Linked DNA regions of Homo sapiens: region 2 is linked to region 1. The links are chromatin loops, found by intact Hi-C in ENCODE. Cell type or tissue: A673. All regions are shown on one strand.

What was found. Peaks named below come from ENCODE experiments on the same cell type or tissue, not always from the same donor. Only the 100,000 strongest peaks of a DNase experiment are listed, where the experiment ranks them.
Region 2: it touches region 1 in a loop (4-fold over the local background); 2 of 110 quality-filtered maps call a loop at or near these places.

The regions. Positions count from the first base shown.
Region 1 is chr21:26,712,365-26,720,364 of GRCh38, forward strand. No RefSeq gene overlaps it. Among named protein-coding and RNA genes, the nearest start is that of ADAMTS1, 130 kb to the right of the region's middle. In A673, CTCF peaks have their summits at 3,713 (motif pointing right) and 4,975 (motif pointing left); DNase peaks (open chromatin) are centred at 3,737 and 4,987.
Region 2 is chr21:26,485,484-26,493,483 of GRCh38, forward strand. The region is part of intron 2 of CYYR1 (cysteine and tyrosine rich 1); the gene reads right to left. All of the region lies in intron 1 of CYYR1-AS1 (CYYR1 antisense RNA 1), which reads left to right. Among named protein-coding and RNA genes, the nearest start is that of CYYR1-AS1, 84 kb to the left of the region's middle. In A673, a CTCF peak has its summit at 4,480 (motif pointing right); DNase peaks (open chromatin) are centred at 498, 2,798 and 5,488; H3K4me3 peaks cover 1,605 bases; H3K27ac peaks cover 7,863 bases.

The DNA of each region.
Region 1 (8,000 bases):
CGTACCAGGTAAGAACTAGCATATAATATTTGTTGAAGCTACCTTTGTGTTCCTCCTCCCCTTTGGGGTTAAGTAAATTTGTCATTCTTGAGTCTTCAAAAATGTCTATATGTATAGGGTACATAGTAACTCTACCCAGTGCAATTAAACAGGAAATATTCCTCCATTACACTGTATTCATGCACTAATTTATGCACTGAAACTATCATTCATTTATTCAATCCTTAATACCAATGTTAAAGCACTGCTTCAGAAGATATGGAGAGAGATTATACTACATTAAGTAATATAATTTTATGCATTATAGAATAGAGTATGTATATGTATAATCAATATCTATATTTTTTCTCAAGATATTTTAACTATTATCAAAGGCTAGATGTTCAACAGGACATTATACATTTCTTTGATTTTTAAGTACTAACATTAATAATATCCATCAATTATTGGATGCTTAGTCCATGCTAGGCACTCTATGATTACTGTCTCTTTTAATATTATGACAACCTTTTGATGTAGTTTATCATTTGGACCATGTGAATGACTGTAACAAGCATCGCAAAATCTCAGCAGCTTAACAAAGAGAGATTTGTTTCTTACTCATCTCGAAGTCCCTTTTCTTTAAGCAGTGATTCAGGGATCCAGGCTTCTTCCTTTGGACCATTGGAGCCAAAGGGCTCATGGAACATTTTAGAGGCCAGGTCTGGAAATGACATGCACCTGTTCTGCTCACATGCCATTGACCTGAATTAATAACAGCATCCACGTGGTTCAAGTTAAGCTGGGAAGTGTAGTCTACCTGTGTGCCCAAATAGAAAATAAAATTATTTGGAAAACTCATAGTATTTTCTCTGCCACATAAATAAAATTAGGTGCTGTCTTTATTATTAATATTTTCAATTTATATTTGAGAAAGTCAAGGCTTAAAAAGATAAAAGGACTTGCTCATGGTAGGTAAATTGTTGAGCTAAGATTCTCAGAAGACACATCCTTACCTACTACACAATACAGTCTCCCAGCTCTTTCTTGAACAAATCAATGTTCATTATACCAGTGGTCTATATTGTTGTAACACATTGCAACTAATAAGGAAAACATGCATGGATTTCCTTTAGAAATTAAATGATTGCTTAAGTATTTTTCTAAAATAAACCAGCATACCTACTTCTTGCATATTTTATTTTCTGAGTCATTGGCTTCGAGTAAATGATTTTGAGTGTTCATAAATCAGATGAAAACAAATTATTTGTTTTAACTGCATCAGGGATAATTAATTATTGGACAATTTGAGCTTTTTAAAATTTTGCTTTGTGGAATTTAGACTCAGAGTTAAATATAACTTCCCTTAATGATGACTAAATTAAACGAAATTACAACTGTCTTATCTACATGGATAATTGGGCCATCCACATGAGGCACTTCCAATTCTGAATTAATCATCTATTGCTTTTTTTCATAAGCTATGTTGATATTTTACCACGACTTAGGACTAACTAAGGTGGTAAATTAAAAATCTGTTTTTTCATTTTGATGATAGCTCTACACAATTTCTATATTGGTGCAAATGTTGAGTTCTTACATTTAGTTGGAAATATTTTTTAAATAACTTCATATGTAAATGTTATATGGAACCATTCTCCTTCACCTAGGAACTATATGGAATGTCCCAACTCCTTAATATTCTCAAAATTTTTGGCACCAAGAAAGGATAATCAGAAATGAAACCAAATGTTGAGGTAAAAATCAAATAAGCACTATGTCCCTGTTCTCTCTTTTAGTGGAGTTGTTCAAAGTATCACGGTATTTGATAAGCCCAAATTCATGATGTAAGTTTTGAAATAATTATCAGTGAACAGCATTGTTCTCTGTTATGATTTATAGAGTTGCTCTGAAGTTTTTGTTTTGTTTTGTTTTGTTCTGTTTGGAAGGGAGTGTGATAAAGAGAGCACTTTTGTCCCTAACTTGCTGTAGAGCTTTTCAAAAATTGTTAAATGTCTTGTAGGATGCTTTGTTGGCAAGCATGAGATAACTGTATTGACTTGTGTGCCTCAGCTCCAGAGAAAACAAAATTAGTTTACTGGAGCAAAAAATGTTTTGAAAATTTATATAAATTCTACAAAGAAATGTCTAAAAACTTCTGATTTTGCACTGGACACCTCTCAGCCAAAATGGTAGAATGGTCAGGGGTTGAATTGTGACCCCCAAAAAGATACTTTGAAGACCTATCCCATGTACCTGAGAATGTGACCTTATTTGGAAATAGGGTCTTTGCAGATGTAATCAAGTTATGATGAGGTCATTAGGATGGGCCCTAATCCAATATGACTGATGCCTTATAAGAAAAGGGAAGACTATATCAAGAGAAACACACAAGGAGAGAGCACCAGGTGGGCACAGATGTAGAGACTGAAACCATGTAGCTGTAAGCCAAGGATTGGACAGGATTGATGGTCGCCATCAGAAGCTAGGAAGAGGCAAGGAAATATTCTGTTACTGGAAAGGGGTCCAGATCCAGACCCCCAAAGAGGGCTCTTGGATCTCTTGCAAGAAAGAATTCAGGACAAGTCCATAGAGTAAAGTGAAAACAAGTTTATTAAGAGAGTGAAAGAATAAAGAATGGCCATTCCATAGGCAGAACAGTCCCGAGGGCTGCTGGTTGCCCATTTTTATGGTTATTTCTTGATTACACGCTAAACAATGAGATGAGTGGATTGTTCATGCCTCCCCTCTTTAGGCCATTTAAGGTATCTTCCTGACATTGCCATGGCATTTGTTAACTATCATGGCGTTGATGGGAGTGTAGCAGTGACGACGACCAGAGGTCACTCTCATCACCATCTTGGTTTTGATGGATTTTAGCTGGCTTCTTTACTGCAAACTGTTTTATCAGCAAGGCCTTTGTGGCCTGTATCTTGTGCCGATCTCCTATCTCATCCTGTGACTTTGGAATGCCCAACCTCCTGGGAATGCAGCCCAGTAGGTCTCAGCTTCACTTTACCCAGCCCCTATTCCAGATAGAGTCACTCTGGTTCAAAAGCCTCTGATATTTCTATCCAAAGACTCAGAGGGAGTGTGCCCCTATGAGTGCCTTAAGTTTGGACTTCTAGTCTTCAGAACTGTGCAAAAGTAAATTTCTGTTGTTTTAAACCACCCAGTTTGTGGTACATTGTTACAGGAGTTCTAGGAAACACATACAAATGGCTGCAAGTCAAACATGCAAAAGGGAAAGCTGTTTTTACTTATTTGCTTCTCTTTTCTCTTGGGGTTGGAGGAGAATCCCTGCCATGGAGCCAGCGACCTAGGGCCTGAGAGTGTGGCTTTAGGCCCTTGAGGTGGTGCCTCAAGTAACTCCATGGAAGTCACAAAAATCAAGTAGATTAAAGACCTGAGTGTCCCCCCGCCCCTCCGCATGTTCTTATGATAATGGGAGTGGAGTTGGTGATCAGGTGGGCTGTTTGTTACAACAAAGTATTTGTAGAAGATAAAAGGTTTGTAAAACTAAGCAATACATCTTTTCTTCAACAAACCCTGTCTCACTTTCTGTTATGTGCCTGTGGTCCTCTCTACTGCCCAGGAAGCTGGGTCATTCCACTTTCTCTGATCTAAGAGAAATTGCAGAGATGAAGGAGGGCTTGGCAGTTCGGGGACTAGCAGCCGGTGGTCAGCATCAGAACCAGTACCATCAAAAAACTGCAATGATAGTTGTCAACACTAGGTGGCACCACAGCAAAGCCTGCAGACGCCCCAGTCTCCAAGGAGTGCCACGCATCCCTGTGCTAGGAAGTTATAGGAATTCTCCTTCATCTGTGCGTGCCTCTTGCTTTCAGTAACCTACACCTTTCCTTTCAAACAGAAGTGATGCCTACCTGTGGACTAAGGCAGGGTTCAGCCTTAGAATGGGCTCATAATTCCTAGAGAATCATGATCCTGTAGAAGCAGGTGAAAGCAAAGACACCTGGATGAAAAGTTGAGTAAAAAAGAAAGCACCAATACCTGTGCTTTGAGTCACTTCACGATGTCCCCACCGCCTCCCTAGCTAAGACAGCCCTGCCACTTTCCCTGCCCTCCCCCACTTTTGTATGTCCAATTGAACCCTTTCTACAAAAGTCCCTTGAGAATGCCTGTTGTTCTTCTGAGGATGCTGTTAATACTCACTTTAGACATCACCAGGAGGCACCCAGTGCGGCTGGCTCCATCTCACAAAATGTGACTTCTGCGATCCCCATCCTTCTTTGTATTTCTGGAAACACATGAACTGTACATTGAGTTGGTAAGATCCTTCCTGGAACTTACTCCTGACCACATGATCAAAGCCCTGTGTAGTTTTCATGGTATAAGGCAATAACTCTTACTTAAATTTATTGGTTCTTTTTATATACAAGAGAACAGGTCAACTGCAACCTGTGTTTTAAGCACATTCAAAATACATTATAATTTGTTTTCATTTAACTGTCATCAACTTAGGTGAAAGTCATCCTTTTTAAGACCTTTGATTTGGAAGGAGTTTTCTCACTTGTGTTACATATTATGCCTTGCCTTTAAAGGTAGTCTTCAAACAAATATAATAATGAAAATTGGTTTGTATTAATGTAGTGGTAAAAATTTAGGTCTAAGGAGACAGATGAATTAGGTTTCTCGAGTCAATTTGAATGCAACAAAAAAAATCTAGGTTTCTTATTTATAACTCCTGCATTTTACAAATCTGTCCATTTGAAGCTGTGGGCTTACATAAATCTGTCACTTGGTACATCAAATAATCTGGGATTGCTTACAATTTAACCATTAAGATCTTTTCTAATGCAGCTCATTTTTTAGAAAATCGTATTCAAGCATAGATTGCTGGGTTTTATTTAAAATTAAGATTTTTAAGACACAATATTCTCTTTTATTTCAGCTTTAGATCCCTTCCCCAAACAGTAAAAATGCTCGCATAAAAATAAAATATTATGAACAGATTTAGTGGCAGCTGATTCTGGGTTAAATGCTCCACCTTGTGGTTGAATAAGGAAATTTACTTTTTAACTTTTTATTTAATGATGTTAATATGAAAGTTGTCTTCTCTTTTTGTCCTTGGAAGACAAAGAGACTGCTGCTGCTGATGGTGAAATTATCCATAATGTGTATATAGATTCACCAAGAAGATATGATTTGGTGGCTTCAGAAGCCAGATTTCGGGGTACACCAGAGACTCAGCAATTGACATTGGTGCCATCTGGTAAAACGTGACCAAAATGAACCCCAAGTTAGTACCCTGAAGGTTTTACCCTTTGTGTAGAAACGTTTCCTAAGTCATTCTACACAATAAATTAATACTACACAATTAATACCTGCACATATAGTCCAGAAGGAAATGAAATGGACAGGTGCCTGTGTGCGCGCCTGTGTGTGTGTGTGTGTGTGTGTGTGTGTGTGTGTATGTGTGTGTGTGTGTGTGTAGGTGGGGTAAGGGGATAGGAAATTACAGCTCTGAGGGTGAAACTAATTTAGTTCTATTTTCAGAAGCCTCAAATCTCCACTCCCACTTCTCTTGCAGTATGCAGGAAGGAGGCTGGATCCCATCAATACCTAAGGAAAGCTCACTATCACTTGCTTTGGAAAATGGAAAATTCCATTCTCATCAGCTTTCTGCAGAACCTGGAGCCATCTCAGCCAACCAGAGTTCTTTCATCGAGATGGGCCCTACAGATGCTTTCTCCTTTCTTTTCATCCTAAAGAAATGCTACCCTCATATCTGTTTTTACTTCCATAAGCTTATTTTTCTTTTTGTCACAGAACTTCGTAGGTACATTTTAGGGCACATTAAATTTTAGCTAATACTTATTGCTTCCGAAATAATATCTGTTCTGGTTTTCAATTGGCCATTCTTGCATTGCTATAAAAAATACCTGAGACTGGGTAATTTATAAAAGAGGTTTAATTGGCTCATGGTTTTGTAGGCAGTACAGGAAGTATGGTGCTGGCATCTGCTTGGCTTCTGTGGAGGCCTCAGGAAACTTACAGTCGTGGCAGAAGGCAAAGCAGGAGCAGGCACATGGCCAGAACAGGAGAGAGAGAGAGTCGGGGGTGAGGTGCCACATACCTTTAAACAACTAGATTTCACAAGAACTCACTCAGTATCTCGACAAGAGCACCAAGAGGCTGGTGCTAAGCCATTCATGAGAAATCCACATCCATGATCCAAACACCTCCCACGAGGCCCCACCTGCAACACTGGGGATTACAATTCAACATGAGATTTGAGAGGGAACAAATATCCAAATTATATCACCATTGCATTTTATTGTTTTCTACCTTCAGTAAAATAGCTTCTGACAGCAAAATGAGTCACACTAGACCTCCTGAATTTAAGGAGAAAGGTGTGTGGTCTATTAACATTTGTGTATTTTGTTGTCCTTTCCTTGAAAGTAGAAGATTCAGAAGGAAGTCCCAGGCCTCCTAGTCCCTTCCCCCTGTCTTTGCAAAGAGGATGAAGACGGTAATGCCCCATCTCAGGGAACATGTTCCTAACAGCCAGTTTAAAACCTTTAACACAGAAAGAGAAAGAAATAGTTTTGCTGAATTCATTTACTAGTAATATTTTAAAAGCAGTGTTTAGGCCGGGCATGGTGGCTCATGCCTGTAATCCCAGCACTTTGGGAGGCTGAGGTGGGCAGATCACAAGGTCAGGAGTTCGAGACCAGCCTGACCAACATGGTGAAACCCCGTCTCTACTAAAAATACAAAAAAAAAAAAAAAGAAAAAAAGAAAAAATTAGCCAGGTGTGGTGGCACGCGCCTGTAATCCCAGCTACTCAGGAGGCTGAGGCAGGAGAATCGCTTGAACCCAGGAGGCATAGGTTGCAGTGAGCCGAGATCGCGCTGCTGTACTCCAGCCTGGGCGACAGGGAGAGACTCTGTTTCAAAAAAAAAAAAAAAAAAAAGGTAGTGTTTAAGGTATGTCACATATGTAGAACATCAGAATGAGAAAATGATGACAGTGGGCAGGCTGGCGGGCGACTGCAGATGAAATGTGGTGATTATGAAAAGTGTAGCATCTCTAGAGCCTTAGGCACATGCCTGGTTATGTGTTAAGAGCTATTCAAGAATAAGCTGTTCTAATAATCACAACTCTATAAGATGGGGCTACTAGTGTCCCCATAAAATATAAGGAAACTGAGACATGGGGTCATTGTCACACCTCCCTAATGTCATATGGCTGGAAAGTGGCAAAGTCAGAATTTGAACCCAGGGTCCTTCTGCCTCCAGCATTCATGTTCTTCATCTCAACACTCTCCCAGATTTTGTGGCAACAGTTGAAAATCAATATTGCCCTAAACCACTGTAATTTCAACAAAGATCTATGAACACCTATCATGTGTCAGGCCCGTGATGAACTCTGAGGGCACTGAGATGGATGACCTGGTCCCAGCTGTCCAGCCTCTGGTGAGTCTTTTTCAGCCTGTGAACACAGCTGTGGGAAACCTCCAATACCACACACAGCTTTTGCCCACCGGGCAGGCCCAACAAATGGCGTCTAGACACCACATACCATAGAGCCGCTGCCTTGCCAGCCATGAGGTCACACAACGCACTAGTCCACAGCACGCAAGCTGCCTTGGCGGCGTCTCAGGCCTGCTAATTGGGACAGGTGCAGAGTGATGACAGCGGGCCACCCACAGAGCTCTGGCACACTGGCAAAGACATGAGGAGCGGGAGGACAGGAAGAAGAGAAAGCCTGAACTGCAGCCTGGGCAGTGGTGGCTGGCAGATAAAAACATCCTTTATGCACCAAGAACTTGGCTATTTTTGGAATGGGCATTCCCTAATCTCTAAAGCAAATGGTAAAGCCTCAGGAAATGAGAGCCTATGAAAATATATGCCTACATGCAACCACCAGCCTTCCAAACTGGAAAGATAATTTGCACATATACACACATACACGCACGCACAGACACACATACATACATGCACAAACACTCCGATAATTCTAGTAGAAGCTGTGGATCTTTGTAGGATGTAAAG
Region 2 (8,000 bases), 230 kb before region 1:
TCTCTCTGCCATCAATAACCCCGGGTATCAGCAATCTGTTCTCCGTTTCTGTAATTTAGTCATTTCAAGAAGATTATACAAATGGAATCATACAGCATGTGAGTTTTGGAGATAGTCTTTTTTCCCTCAGCGTAATGCCTTTGGAATCCATTCCAGTTTCTGCATGTATCAGTAGTTCATTCCTAGATGAGCAAGCAGTCCATGATATGGCTATAACACACTTTGTTTAACCATTATTTATTGTAGGGCATTTTGGTTTGACAAATAAAGTTGCTATAAACAATCATGTACAGATTTTTGTGTGGACATAAGTATTCATTTCTCTGCAATAAATGCCCAGAAGTGCAATTACTGGGATGTACGATAAATGTATGTTTGAGTTTTAAAGAAACTTCCAAGTTATTTACATTCCTACCAGCAAGGTATGAGAGATCCTCTCTGCGTCCTTGCCAGTATCTAGTTTTATAATCTGTTTTTTAGCTGTTTTAACGGATAAAGCATTAAGTGTAGTGGTATTTCATCATGGCCTTAATTTGCATTCCCGTAATGGCTAGCAAGGTTGAACATGTTTTCGAAAGCTTATTTGCCATTCATCTTCTTCAGTGAAATGTCCACCTGAGTCTTTTGCCCATATTCTAATTGGATTGCTTGGTTATTTTACTGTTGAGTTTTTGAGAATTATTTGAGTCCTTTACAAAATATGTAGTTTGCGAATATTTTTACTGGTCTGTAGCACATCTTTTCATTCTCCCAACAGGGTCGTTCACAGAACAAAAGTTTTTAAATAAAGTCCAATCTATCATTTTTTTTCTTTTATGGATTGTGCTTTGGGGTCATACGTGGGAACTTTTCATGAAGCCCTAGGTCCTGAAGACTTTCTCCTATGCTTCTTTCTAAAAGACTGATTATTTTACATTTGATATTTAAACCTATGATCTATTTTTGTTTAATTTCTGTACGAGGTATTAGATTTAGGTTGAGGTTCATTATTACCAGATTATTTTGCCTGTGGATAGCCAGCTACTTCAGTACCATTTATTAAAAGCATTCCTCATCCCCCCATCGCATTGCTTTTGCACCTTTGTCAAAAATCAGTTGGCCTGTGCAGGACTGTTTCTAGGTTCTAATTTAGCTAATTTTTTTTTCTTTTTTTGCAAAATGAGATTTTATAATCAAGATATTAAATGTATCTATGGTGGCTGAAATAATATGAAACTGTCTTTTATAACAAAGCTCAGAGATAATATATTTTATTCCATAAATCGCTTTTCATGAGTAAAAAAAGATTCTGATAATGTTGCCATGTTGCAGTAACACTTTTAGGCTTAGCACTGCTATACAGCAGCTTACTAGTTATCTTGATGTGGTTTTACTATTAATATTAAATAATATTTAAGGAAAATAGCAGATATGAAAAGTACGCCAGAGTAATATTTATCTTCTTCTCGGATACGACCCAATTTACAAATGCATTTTATAAAACTATAAATCAAAGGGCTTATGAATATTCTATGTAATAATTTAGTAACAGCAGTCCCAATAAAGTAGAAAAATTAAAAAGGCCATGCGGATATTTGATATCTATATTTGATACCACACGGATATTTTACACCTATACAAAAAGTGGGGAAAATTCTAGAATATTTTTGTTAGGATAAACTTCCATATGGAAATAAGAGTTTGAAATAAAATACCTTTACCTTTGAAATAAGTCAAAGGTAAAAGTATCAGAAGAGAGAGTTCTCTGGAAAAAGTAACCATAGCTTCAAAAGAATAAACTTAAAGTAGGTTTATTTCTTATTAAAATAAAAAAATTATAAGTGAAGCTAAAGCATTTTTATCTTTTGTTAAAGAAGGTAATATTTAGTCGACTTATTTATTTGTGATGATACACATGAGATGAATTAAGCAATGATAAAAATCCTATTCCTACTACAGCGCTGAAAGTCGACTACATACATGAGAATAAATCTTGGCAAAATTCTATATCAGATCATCCTACTTCCTCAATAATTCATTCTTTTGGCCAATTCATTAAAATACTGTAATACCCTTGAATACAATGTTTTATTATAAATCATTGGCAATTTTAGTAACACTTTGACTTGCTTAACTTAAAAATAATGCATTTTCTTCTCTGTTGCTTAAATAAATACAGAAAATAATAGAAAAACAAACTCAATGGAGTATCATTTTCAATATTAACAGTATTTACTTATATTAATCGTAGGATCTCAGAACTATCTCTATTTCTATTTTTATCTCTATGAGTCTGGTTACATGTACATCTATGTATACGTGTATCAGATAAGAAAACCATAATATCGAATAGTTAAATTGTTATTAAATATTGTTACTACTCCAAGTGTAAAATGCTTAGGAGGGTAGGAAGACCAATCCATGTAATTTTTCCAGTAAGTCTACATTACTTGCAAAAAAAAAAAAAAATCTGTAAAATCCAAATATGCTAATAATGTTTTTTTATTTTGCTTTTTTTTTTTCTTTCATTCTGGTGACTCCCCTTAATAACTTCACTCAATATATCCTCTTTCTTGGGGCTTTATAGATAACTTCTTTCTGTTAGCCTCATGATAATAAAACTGGAAACTAATATCTCTTTGAATGAATAAATTTACGTGATTTATTGACTCAAGCCCCATGACAGAGACAATTGTGTAACCCAATATTCATTTTCTACATTTTCCTTGATAAAAGAAGTCTGAGGGTTGACTAAAATAAAGACTACATCTTCCCCTACTTCCTTCCTTCCTTCCTTCCTTCCTTCCTTCCTTCCTTCCTTCCAGACAAGGTCTAACTGCGTCACCCAGGCTGGAGTGCAGTGGCTCACTGAAGTCTCAACCTCTGGGCTCAAGTGATTCTCCCACCTCAGCCTCCCTAGTAGCTGGCACTATGGGCACACGTCACCATTACCAGCTAATTTTGTAATTTTTGTAGAGACAGGATTTCGCTATGTTGCCAGGCTGGTCTCCAACTCCTGAGGTAAAGCAATCTGCCTGCCTCAGCCTCCCAAAGTGCTGGGATTACAGGCATGAGCCACCATGCCTGGCGAGTACTACATCTTCCAGGTAGCCTTAAAGCTAGTGTTTTGTTTTGTTTTGTTTTTTACATGTTGAGTTTTGGAAAATAAGTTGTAATAAAATATTTTGTGTCAATTCTCAGGAAACCTCCTTAAAAGATGGCTGGAATGGGATTTTTCTCCCATTTTCTGTCTTACCTTCCTTTCAGCTTTCTGAAATAGGAGTGTAATGGCTGAGCTCTAGTCTCCAAGGTGGACCATGAAGACAAGAGCCATATCCTAGGGATGGAAGAGGTATGAGTTTGATGGAGTTTGTATCCTTAATAACAACATGGAGATGCTGTATCAACTCCCATTTCCTTTGCACGAGAAACAAACTAGTTTAAAAAAAATTATTAAAGTCTCTGTTATTCTAGTTTGAGTGTGAATGTATGTGTGTGTGATATGCTACCCAACCTAATCTTACCTAATACAATTCCTTTGCCAAAATTGCTATACAGTTTAAACAAAAGCAAATATTTAATGTGGAAATGGCAGTTTTAAGGAACATACAGGTACTCTGGGATCCTGTAGAAAAGTTCTAAAAAAGCATATCAGAACCAGGAAAGCAAGAGACTGCATTCAATTTCATTAATTGGGATTGTTCCTCATATCTTACGTAGAATTAAACTTTATGGCTCAGTGAGAGATCTTTAAGAAATCTATACATTACTTCGATGTCAAAGTAGTATACAAAATGAGAATAAAAAGTGCTCTTGAATATGTTGTAGATTGTAGGGTGATCTACAGAATAACACTTTATCACTAGAGTTCAATGGTAAATGCTTTGATTGATGAACAAAAAGTACCCTTTAAGAACTGCCTGGTTAGCATTTATTTGCACTGACTGAATTATCTGAACAAGTGCCAAATTCTTACATGATTTTGTGCCAATATAGATTTAATGAGAGTCGAATACATATGATTCAAAAATGGTCATATTAAAAAAATCAAACACGATTTTTCAGTTTTCTGTAAGGTTTTATATACATGCACATACATATTGTTTTATGTATGTATAATATATATAATATAAGATATATATTTAACTGTGTGGATACCAAATGTCATCATTTGGTTAGTTGTCAGTACAGCTTTGAGACTGCACAACACAACATACTATATGTCAAAATCTAAATGCAGTAAATCATAGTTACAGAAGTTTCTAGAACATTTTAATGCTATGTACATGAAAGTGATTCATTTAACTGTTTAACACCAATATTTGGAAAAGCAGTATTGACTCAGTAGTACTGAAACAGGTATAATTGTATCCCCAGTAACAACATGGAGATGCTATATCAACTCCTGTTCCCTTTACATGAGGGAGAAACAAACTCGTTTTTGAAAAACAAAACACCTTAGATGTTTGATTTATCCCTCAGTCATTTTGCCTACAATTCTAACTGACTACCACTAGATAGCGACATTCACGACTTCACTCATTAAGTATATATTGAGCGGCTGGGGGCAGTGGCTCACACCTGTAATCCCAGCACTTTAGGAGGCTGAGGAGTGCTGATCCCTTGAGCCAGGAGTTCAACACAAGCCTGGCCACATGGTGAAACCCTGCCTGTACGAAAAATACAAAAATTAGCCGGTGTGTGACACACACCTGTAGTCTCATCTACTTGGTAGGATGAGGCATGAGAATCGCTTAAACCTGGGAGGCAGAGGTTGCAGTGAGCCAAGATAGCCTCACTGCACTCCAACCTGGGTGACAGAGTGAGACCCTGTCTCAAAAAATTTAAAAAAAATATATATATATTGAGCATCACTACGTGCTAGCACTATTCTGGGTACTACGATACAAAGTTGGATGATACATAATACTTGACTTTAAAGATTTTAGAGCCATGTACTAGATAGCAAACAAAGAGATTTTGAAGGTCAACTATCTCCAGGCATAGAAGACTATGACAAGACAACAATGAAATAATTTGGTCATACTCAGCAAAAGAGAATTGTTTTTCTTTTTAAAGTATAAATATAATACACTAGAGAGAATAGTAGTAATTTCTTAATGCTATTTCTTGGTTACATGTAACAGATTTTTGAATCAGAGAGTACTTTTGGGACATTGACCACAACTCACGTGTTTTGAAGGTAAGAAAACCAAATATGTGAGGACCTAAAATAAAATAGTTGCCAAAGTTCTTCCAGCTAGTTTTGTGGTAGAGTTCAAACTGGAGCTTGGCAGTCCTAATTTCCACCACGGAGCTGAGTAGATTGCAATGGCCTGCCTTGCTCTCATTTTCTCATCCACTCAACAAATGCTATGGTGTATCTTCTTTGTGCCAGACACTCTACTAAGCACTAGGCATGTAAAGATGAAAAAATTCTACTTGGGAAGTAGAGAAAGAGAGGAGAAAAGAATTCCTGGAATGTCTGTGAAATTTAAGCTCTAAGACCTGATGACTGATCCAACGGGGGAGTGAGTGAAAGGCAAGAGTGTAGAATGCTTTCCCTATGGGTGATTGCATTCTGCCACACAATACAGTCTATCAAAATGTGTTGAAAAGAAAAATATGAAACATGGAATTATAAACTAGAGCCAAATAGATACAGCTACTGCACACAGGCTTTCCTGCTTTTCTCATTCCAAGCCTAAAAAATCTTCAATTACTTCCAGATACAATACTCTCATTTATAATGCATTGGCATGGTTCACCCTTTTGAAGTAACCTTTGCTGAAACTTCCCACTGAGCTAATTATCTTAACTTGCTTATGGTGATTACTTTAGACAGGACTTTCTTCTTTTTCTTTCTGTACCTTTTTGTCATGCTTTGAGTGGAAATAAAAACTCACAAACTGGTTTTTTAATAGTGACTACAAGGATTTCTATTGAAAGTCCATTTGTTGAGATTTAAGTCCTGAGAGCATATAAGACTTAAAAGATTGAATGCGATATGAAAATTCAGAGCTAATACTCTTTCCTTTCCATTGACTCGAAGATGGAGAGTTTCAAATAAATATGGAGGCTCACACAGTCAATGACCTGGCAGAACAGCATCTGCTTTTTGGGGGCAGCTGGATATTTAAAGATTTAATAAGGATTAAATATTTAAAGATTCTAATAAAACTCATGTTGATATTGGAGATTGTAAACCTTTCCAAAGTAACTGCTGAAGGAGGTAATAAACTCTGATGGCAAGTAGACTCCAGACAATGAGTCCACGTGCCTAACCCAGTGTCTTCTCCTGTGGCTCTACTGATTGCTTTTGTCTACACATTACAAGCTGGCCTGCCCACCCAGGCCACTGTGATCCTTTGCCTGGGCCCTCGCAAGTTCCCATTCTCTGTTGAGACAAGCCTGTGACTGATCGCTGTCTGCTGGGGAGATCTCCTGTTCTAGGGCTGTCAGTGATTTGCCTGGTTCTGACATTTATTATCTGCACACAACTCTCACAAGCCTGAGGCTGCCCAGACTCAACAGCTCCTGCCCAGTCACACCTCCTCAAATGTCTTGCTCACAACCTTACCTGTGTCAGCCTGATGTGATTGATTGGAGCTGTCATACTTTGGCTTCCTCTTAGGGTCTAGCTTCGTGCGCATTAAAATTCACAAGCAACCTATTTTCATCATAGCATCAATATCATTGTCTTTCACTATAGATGCTGCTAATACACAGCTCCAAAGAGTTTCTGAGTTTTATGTCTATCCATTAGATCTCAATCTCATCTTATTCCAGTATATACAATCCCAGAGAAGGAACGTGATTGGCGTTGGGAACCTACCTTTGTATCAATTCACATGGCCAAGGCCAGAGATACTGTAATTGGCCTAGCTTTAATTAGATACCTGTCCTTAGACCTGCCATTTGTAACCACTGAGAAAGACATGAGGGAAATAGAGGTGCTCAGTTTAGTAGCAGAGGCAGGGGAATTGGCAAACAATGACACAGACATTCACACACACTGCAACTTTGTATGGTTGGCATTATTTGAATTCTAGGTTCAAGTTTGCACCTACAGATGTGAGCTAGAATTATAAAGAATGAATGACAGAGACAGATGCCCCCAAATCTCAGTTCCATTTATCTTTCATCTAAACATATAAGTGGTACCACAAAGTCAGAAACGTACCTTTGGGCACGTTTGCAGGAGTGAGGCTACGAAGAGTTCTAGTGGCCATCTGTTCTGGCAGATCATATTTCAAAAAAAAAAATCTCAAGGTCGAAGAGAATAATAAATTATGCAGCATGAAACAATTTTAAATATCTCTAGCCTACCTATGATGTTGGAAATTTAAGGGAGACTAAGACTGGGAAAGACACACGCATATGCATAGGATTAAACGCAAATGGGGAAGTGCAAACTAGGTTCTATGAGATCAGAGAGGACGGCATCTATCATATATGTTAGCATGTGTGAGAGTGTGTGTGAGTAGAGATTGGTTGTGTGAGAGAGAGGTTGTGTGTATATGTGTGTGTGTGAAAGGGTAACTTAGGGAGTTAACCCTTTCTGAATCCTAAAGGGTTGACGGGATTAGAGCAGAAGCACATTTCAGATCAAAAGAACACAGAAATGCCATAGGAATGCAATATATCATGATGTGCTTCAGGGACCATGAAAAGTTGACAGTTGCTGGAATAAAAAACAGAGAGGTAAGGCTGGAGAATAAGCAGAGGTTTGGGTGGGGTCTTCTGGATAAGGAACGTCTTTAATAATACTGTAAAGAACTTGAACTTTTTATTGGAGTTCATGGGAAACAAATGAAATGGTCTAAACATGGATACGTTTAAGGGTAACATGGAGAGTGGATTTGATGGGTACCAGACTGCATCCAGGCATTCTAATTAAAAGACTGTTGTAAATATCTGGACAAAAGATGGTAAAAGACTTAACTTGGCAATGGCAGTGGGACAGGAAAGAAGGTGGGGAGAAAAGAATTCAGGAAAAACATTGAAGGTAAAGTTAGTTG